Linked DNA regions of Homo sapiens: region 1 is linked to region 2. Evidence: read pairs that join two places in POLR2A ChIA-PET (ENCODE). Cell type or tissue: Panc1. All regions are shown on one strand. Region 1 overlaps CARD8 (caspase recruitment domain family member 8). Region 2 holds the start of ZNF114-AS1 (ZNF114 antisense RNA 1).

Region 1 (4,000 bases), 66 kb before region 2:
CCTCAAGAGATTCACCCACCTCAGTCTCCCAAAGTGCTGGGATTATAGGCGTGAGCCACTGCGCCTGGCCCATATACAATTGTTAAACAGATAATATATAATAAAGCTACTTGTACCCATCTCTGCTTTACATGAGTGCTGTTGAGGCATCCCAACATTCCTATGAGGTAGCGTTACTGTCACACCCCCATTTTACAGATGAGGAAACTGCACCACAGAGAGGTTAAATAACTTGGCCAGAGGTGTTAGAACCAGAATTTGGACCCACACAATCGGGCCCCAGAGTCTGGGCTCTCAGCTGCCATATCACATGTAACCTCCGTCTGGGAAATGTGAGTAGGGAGTGAGGCATGATGGGAGCAACAAGAGAGTAGTAGTAAGGTATAAAAGGAAAGGTAGGGAATTGGGCCGTTTGAGCATTGTGCAGTTGTTATAGGATTTTTATTTTTATTTTTTGAGACAGAGTCTCACTCTGTCACCCAGGCTGGAGTGCAGTGGTGCAATTTTGGCTCACTGCAACCTCCACCTTCTGAGTTCAAGCAATTCTCCTGCCTCAGCCTCCCAAGTAGCTGGGATTACGGGTGTGCGCCACCATGCCTGGCTAATTTTTGTATTTTCAGTAGAGACGAGGTTTCACCACGTTGGCCAGGCTGGTCTCGAACTCCTAACCTCAAGTGATCCACCCGCCTCAGCCTCCCAGAGTGCTGGGATTACAGCCGTGAGCCATCGCCCCCAGCCAGTTGTTCTAGGATTTTTATAAGATGTTTTGGGAGACTGGGGGAGTTACAGAAGAGTTTGGTGTTTTGAAACATTATGGGAAGTTGTATAGTTGCATTTCAATAGAACAGTAGCAGCTAGCCACATGTGGGTGCATTACATTAATTATAATGAAATAAAACTCAGCACATTTCAGGAAGCGCCTACCGTATTGGATAGTGAAGATCTAGAGCAGTCCCAATGAGTCTGGATAACAGGGATTTAGGGTAACCAAGGGTTAAGGCACAAGCAGGTGCAGCCAGTTCTAGGCAAGATTGGGCAGCATCCAGGCCACATCCTCACTCCTGTGATAACAAGACAGAAGTCTCCACTTCAGCCTCTTGATTGGTCACGGGCCAATCCTTCATAGGGTGTAACCAACTGGAGGCCTCTAAAGGGCACCTAGGGGTGTTACCAAATTCTTTTAGCTTAATGAAAACTCTAAAGAGCACTGCAGTCAGGGGCTCTTGAGCTACTTGCTCAAGCCCACTCCGACTCTGGAGTGTACTTTCACTTCCATAAATCTGTGCTTTCGTTACTCCGCTCTTTTGTTGCTTTGTTTGTGCATTTTGTTCAATTCTTTGTTCCACACACCAAGAACCCTAACAACTCACAGTCAGGACCTTCCATAGGGTAACACCATCACTGCAGAAAGTTCTGTTGGACAGCCCTGATGTGTGGGGTGACAAGTGTGGAGGCTTTCCTGGCTCCTAAAGTTCGACCTTATCTCTTAGCGATTGCTCTCGTACTTCCTCTGACTCACCCCTAACCTTCTCCTCTCTGTTCTACTAAAAATACAAAAATTAGCTGGGCGTGGTGGTGGGCACCTGTAATCCCAGCTACTCAGGAGGCTGAGGCAGGAGAATCACTTGAACCCGGGAGGCGGAGGTTGCAGTGGGCCGAGATCACGCCACTGCACTCCAACCTGGGCGACAGAGAGACTCTGTCTCAAAAAAAAAAAAAGAAAAGAAAAGAAAAAAAAAACCATGCTGAATTGGCCAAATATTTATCTAGGACTTCCCAGCCTGAGAACTGTAAGAAATAAAATTTTACTCTTTAAGCCACTGAGTCCATGGTATTTTGTTATGGCAACCTGAGCAGGATAAGGTAGTATACATACCTTTAACTTCACTGTGTAACTTCAGATTAATTTCCAAAATCAAGCATTACCTAACCAACAGCAGAACTTACATTTGTGCTCCATATACTCACCAGTAGTAGGCATTACTGACTTCTTAATAAATGGAAGTTTGATGAATATAAAATGTAGTATTTTTATGGCTTTTAATGAGGTTTCTGATAACTAGACGTATGAAATTCTACTTTTGTTCATTGTCCATTGCGATTTACAAACTGTAACATTTTACTCATAACGTTTGCCCATTTTTCACAAGGAGTTTTCTGTTTGTTTACTCATGTTGAATCATTTTTATGTATTATAAATATCACCTGATATTTACATCTTCTTCTTAGTAGCTTCATTCTAATGAACTTCTTCTTTTTTATTGTTGTTTTTCTGTTTTTTTTTTTTTTTTTTTGAGACAGAATGAGACTCTGTCAGCCAGGCTGGAGTGCAGTGGTGTGATCTTGGCTCACTGCAACCCCTGCCTCCCAGGCTCAAGTGATTCTCATGCCTTAGCCTCCCGAGCAGCTGGGATTACAGACATGCACCACCATGCCCGGCTAATTTTTGTAATTTTAGTAGAGACGGGGTTTCACCATGTTGGCCAGGCTGGTCTCGAGCTCCTGGCCTCATCTGATTCACCCACCTCGGCCTCCCAAAGTGTTGGGATTACAGGCGTGAGCCACTGCATCCGGCCTTCTATTTTTAATTTAGCATCCTCAAATAAATCAATTTAACTTCTAAAAATGTGTGCCTTTTTGTTTTAATAACATTAACCTATTTTTTTATTTTTGTAAATTTATGAAGTACATTCTTCAAATGTAACAATTTAGTTCTACTTCAAGATAAGGTATAGACAACTGCAAAATTCCACTGTCCTTACGATCACAATCATGAAGAGGATGGAGCTGCAGAATCTGAGCATATAAAGACTTTTATGAATTCTAACGCCCAACCCCAACTTGAGCATTCATTGCGCTGGTCCTAATTCACATTCAAACGCCCTGAGAATGGAGCTAACAGGATACACTGCACCCAATCTCATAGGCACACACAGGATAGATCCGAATACCACTGCAAAGACTTTTAAAATGAGCTGATATTAAGACCTCAGTTCACAGAAAGCCAAATAAATAATAAACATCTTCTGTTGGATACAAATAAAACAGAGTCTCATAAGATAACATTCACATTTCGAGGGTACATATCGGAACTACTGAGAATACAAGGATGAGCTGCAAAAATCTCCACTTGTCTGGCAAATGACAACTCAGTGGACACCAAACACTGAATAACATGTACAGTGAAATTATCTGACAAAGACTTTAAAAGAGACATTATAAAAATACTCAAATGAGGCCAGGCACGGTGGCTCATGCCTGTAATCCCAGCACTTTGGAAGGCCGAGGCGGGTGGATCATGAGGTCAGGAGATCAAGACCATCCTGGCCAAAATGGTGAAACCCTGTCTCTACTAAAAATATTTTTAAAAAAAAATTAGCCGGGCGTGTTGGCATGCACCTGTAGTCCTAGCTACTCAGGAGGCTGAGGCAAGAGAATCGCTTGAGCCCGGGAGACAGAGGCTGCAGTGAGCTGAGATCACACCACTGCACTCCAGCCTAGATGACAGAGCGAGACTCCATCTCAAAAAAAAAAAAAAAAAAAAAAAAATACTCAAATGTGCCAGGTGTAGTGGCCTGTAATCCCAGCACTTTGGGAGGCTGAGGTGGGTGGATCACTTGAGGCCAGGAGTTCAAAACCAGCCTGGCCAACATAGCAAAACTCTGTCTCTACTAAAAATACAAAAAATTAGCTGGGCTGTGGTGGTGCATGCCTGTAATCCCAGCTACTCTGGAGGCTGAGGCACAATAATCGCTTGAACCAGGAGGCAGAGGTTGCAGTGAGCTGAGATCGCACCACTGCACTCCAGCCTGGGTAACAGAGTTGAGACCCTGTCTTGAAAAAAAAAAAGCTCAAACAAGCAAATGCTGACACATTTGCAGGAAAATAGAATATAAGGCAAGAAATTTAAAATATAGAGAACAAAATGGAAATTTTAGAACTGATACATACAGTGACCAAAATTTAAAAGGTGGTGAATGCACTCAGTGGGACGACACAG
Region 2 (4,000 bases):
CCTGGGCGACAGAGCGAGACTCCGTCTCAAAAAAAAAAAAGAAAGAAAGAAAAGAAAGGAAGGAAGGAAGAAAAAAATCATTTCAAGGGTAGGCGACGGGAGCCTTGCGGTTTAGCCGCTAGTCAACGGATGGGGGGGAGTGGTAGCAAAAACATAAAAATGGGGACAAGAGAGAAACTGGAGACTCCCCAACCTGTCTGTTTCCGCCCTTTTACAGTACTGAGGGGAAAAAAAAGCCTTCTTTCCTTGGGAAATGCAGGAAGCCAGCAAGCGGCCGGAGTCTCCGGAGCCCGCAAGGAGGCGCGTTGGCTGCGCAGAGAGCGCGCTTCCCAGCTGGAGAGCCTAGGAACGGTGGCGCGGGCGGAGGCGACAGCGAGGACCCAAGGCTGGGGTTTCCTGCTTGGATCAGGAGTGCCTGGGGAGTAAGTTCTACAGGAAATGTCAATCTACTGGTCGTGGGGGTCAGACTCTGGGGTCGGGTCGATCGGGTCCCGGGGGCGGGGGGTGGGACGGGGGTGGGCAGGCAGGAGTGCGGGCGCTGGGATCCCCTGCCTGCTCGGCTCCCCTCTCCTCCCCCTGGTCCCTTACACCGTCCATTTTGAGGAAGGGGTCAAGAAGCGAGTACAAAATGTCTGGGCAGGACGAATCTCTGTAGTCGGTCCTTCCTGGCGGCCTCGTTAGGTTGATTTATTTCAACAGTTTGATCCCCATCCTGGTGCAGCTCCGAGACGCTCCTGGGCTGCGCGCGCTTTTGGGCTGCGCCACCGACAGAGACATCTGGAAGCCGGAGCTAGTGGAAGAGTAAGTGTGCCTGAGTGTCCGTACTAAGGGCGGGACCGGGCCGGGGCCCAGGGACTTGAGAGTTGCTGTCTGCAAAAGCCTCATTGTCTCTACCCTTCCGGGAGGAAAGGGGAAGGCACGAATGACCCACGTGTTCAGACCCCGAGCGCGCCCTTCACCTTGGCCCAGGGAGAAGGGCGCTTCCCCCATACCGTGCTGCAGCGTTGCGAAAGCGCCTGTCCCCGGGCTTGGGCAGCAGAGATGCCCGCATGCAGCGGTTGCAGGGGTTGTGTTCTTTGCATCCATGAAAGTATTGGAGCTGGCCGGGCGCGGTGGCTCACGCCTGTAATCCCAGCATTTTCGAAGGCCGAGGTGGGCGGATCACCTGAGGTCAGGAGTTCGAGACCAGCCTGGCCAACATGGTGAAACCCCCATCTCCACTAAAAATACCAAAATTAGCTGGCCGTGGTGGCATGCGCCTGTAATCCCAGCTACTCAGGAGGCTGAGGCAGTAGAATCGCTTGAACCCGGGAGGTGGAGGTTGCAGTGAGCCGAAATCGAGCCATTGCACTCCAGCCTGGGCGACAGAGGGAGACTCTGTCTCAAAAAAAAAAATAAATAATAATAATAATAATAATTAGCCGGGCATGGTGGCGGGCGCCTGTGATCCTAGCTACACGGGAGGCTGAGGCAGGAGAATCGCTTGAACCTGGGAGGTGGAGATTGCAGTGAGCCGAGCGCCTGTAATCCTAGCTACTTGGGAGGCTGAGGCAGGAGAATCGCTTCTACCTGGGAGGTGAAGGTTGCAGTGAGCCGAGATCGTGCCACTGCACTCTAGCCTGGGCGACAGAGCAAGACTCTCTCTCAAAAAAAAAAAAAAAAAAAAAAAAAGTATTGGATTGGAGCCTGTTGTGATGAGGGTGAACTGAAAAGTCCTGGGCAGGGCCAGACGTGCAGGATGCACTGGTTTCTTACGAGAAAGAGCTTTTTTTTTTTTTTTTTTTTTGAGAGGGAGTCTCGCTCTGTCACCCAGGCTGGAGCGCTGTGGCGCGATCTCTGCTCACTGCAAGCTCCGCCTCCCGGGTTCACGCCATTCTCCTGCCTCAGCCTCTCAAGTAGCTGGGACTACAGGCGCCCGCCACCGCGCCCGGCTAATTTTTTGTATTTTTAGTAGAGACGGGGTTTCACCGCGTTAGCCAGGATGGTCTCGAGCTCCTGACCTCGTGATCTGCCCGCCTCGGCCTCCCAAAGGGCTGGGATTACAGGCGTGAGCCACAGCGCCTGGCCAGATAAAGAGCTTTGAGGGTTTGAGTTCCGTGTGCTGAACATGGTCTTTTATGGGAACTGAGACCTCAGCAGAGGAAATATATAAAAAGGACAAGCTGCAAGGAGAGTGGTGTGAAGGTGTCAGGATCAAACCCCACGGTCGGAACAAGATGCATTTTTATCACTAATCCGCTCCGGTGAGGTCTGATTTACTGGAACTCAGGGCAAAGGTGGGAATGTGTTTCATCAGCCAGGTATATCTTCGTCATGGACAATCAGGCAAAAGCCAACCTCAGCCTGCTCACCTGAGCTGACTCACAATGATGCGTTGTTTTTCTTTTTCTTTTCTTTTCTGTTTTTTTTTTTTTTAAACTACTGTCCTGAGCTGATGTGTCTGAGGTTACTAGGGTCAGAACCGGCGCTCCAATTGTATTGGGGAAAGGACGGAATTCAGGGAAACTTAAATTGAAATAGGCGGTTTTATCTTCTTAGGTAGGCTTACAGCTGAGATGCGTGTAATGGGGTTATCATCAGGTGTGGCTGTTTCCTTGGGAACTATAAGGTCAAGATAGACGTGGAATGTTGTGTCTCAAAAACTCTTATTTACAGCTCAGCCCCTGAGTTGCACAGGCTTGCTTCTGTGTCAAAGTGACTTGGATCCCCCAGGCAACAGTGGGGCTTTTCTTTTTTTTTTTTTTTTTTGAGACGGAGTCTCGCTCTGTCGCCCAGGCTGGAGTGCAGTGGCGTTATCTCGGCTCACTGCAAGCTCCTCCTCCCGGGTTCTCGCCATTCTCCTGCCTCAGGCTCCCGAGTAGCTGGGACTACAGGCGCCCGCCACCACGCCCGGCTAATTTTTTGTATTTTTAGTAGAGACGGGGTTTCACCGTGTTAGCCGGGATGATCTTGATCTCTTGACCTCGTGATCCGCCCACCTCGGCCTCCCAAGGTGCTGGGATTACAGGCGTGAGCCACCGTGCCTGGCCAATATATATGTATATATATTTTTATACATGTATATATATAAATGCATACACACACACATATATATAAATATATACACACATATATTTATGTGTGAGTGTCTATATATAAATTCAGCTTTTTCTCATATGATTAATTTAATTTTTAAATTATTAATGGTTTAGAAAAGTTTTGAGTCCGCAATTCATTGCTGACAGTGTCATGTAAACGTTTAGATTTGTCCTCAAATTGAGGGAACTTGCCATCAAGTTTCTTCCAAATATCATGTAAGTTGTAGATTTTATGGCATTCTAACATTTTATGAACAAATGACTCATCTTATACTATTTAAGTTGACCACAGTCATTAAACGGTCATCAGATGTCACATTTGGAGCAGGAAGAGTTTTGGGGGTTTGTTTTTGTTTTGTTTTAATAGAAAAAAACTTTTATATATATATATATATATATATATTTTTTTTTTTTTTTTTGAGACAGAGTTTTTCTCTTGTTATCCAGGCTGGAGTGCAGTGGTGCAATCTCGTCTCACCGCAACCTCTGCCTTCCAGGTTCAAGTAATTCTCCTGCCTCAACCTCTCTAGTAGCTGGGATTACAGGCATGTGCCACCATGCCGGGCTAATTTTGCATTTTTAGTAGTGATGGGGTTTCTCCATGTTGGTCAGGCTGACCTCGAACTCCCAACCTCAGGTGATCTGCCCGCCTCGGCCTCCCAAAGTGCTGGGATTACAGGCGTGAGCCACCACGCCTGGCCTAGAGTTATGTTTCTTTAGGCAGGATGCAAACACATTGTGTGCGTTTCTCTTCCAGGGCTCACACCCTCGAACTTGCCTCCCTTTGTTCATGACATTTACTAGTTGGAGTCCCTGGGTAGTCAGAATGGCAGAACGTCCACGCCTGTGCATTTGTGTGGTTGTTCCTTGTGTCGTTGAAAGTTAGACCTGGCCAGGCACGGTGACTCACGCCTGTGATCCCA

What was found. ChIA-PET counts read pairs that join two places held together with the same protein. Peaks named below come from ENCODE experiments on the same cell type or tissue, not always from the same donor. Only the 100,000 strongest peaks of a DNase experiment are listed, where the experiment ranks them.
Region 1: POLR2A ChIA-PET joins it to region 2 with 13 read pairs; 14 of 35 experiments call an interaction of 5 or more read pairs at or near these places.

What each region holds. Positions count from the first base shown.
Region 1 is chr19:48,205,460-48,209,459 of GRCh38, forward strand. CARD8 (caspase recruitment domain family member 8) reads right to left here. Exons shown (of 14, transcript NM_001184900.3): 14 at 2,627-4,000. It overlaps LOC124904734 (a long non-coding RNA gene), which reads left to right. Exons shown (of 2, transcript XR_007067282.1): 2 at 1,726-1,816. Among named protein-coding and RNA genes, the nearest start is that of ZSWIM9, 37 kb to the left of the region's middle. In Panc1, no CTCF peak of the experiment used is centred here; no DNase peak of the experiment used is centred here.
Region 2 is chr19:48,271,028-48,275,027 of GRCh38, forward strand. It overlaps ZNF114 (zinc finger protein 114), which reads left to right. Exons shown (of 6, transcript NM_153608.4): 2 at 218-422; 3 at 700-801. ZNF114-AS1 (ZNF114 antisense RNA 1) reads right to left here and starts at 805. Exons shown (of 3, transcript XR_936008.4): 1 at 589-805. RefSeq lists enhancers at 295-801, 802-1,307. In Panc1, a CTCF peak has its summit at 280; no DNase peak of the experiment used is centred here; H3K4me3 peaks cover 1,152 bases; H3K27ac peaks cover 844 bases.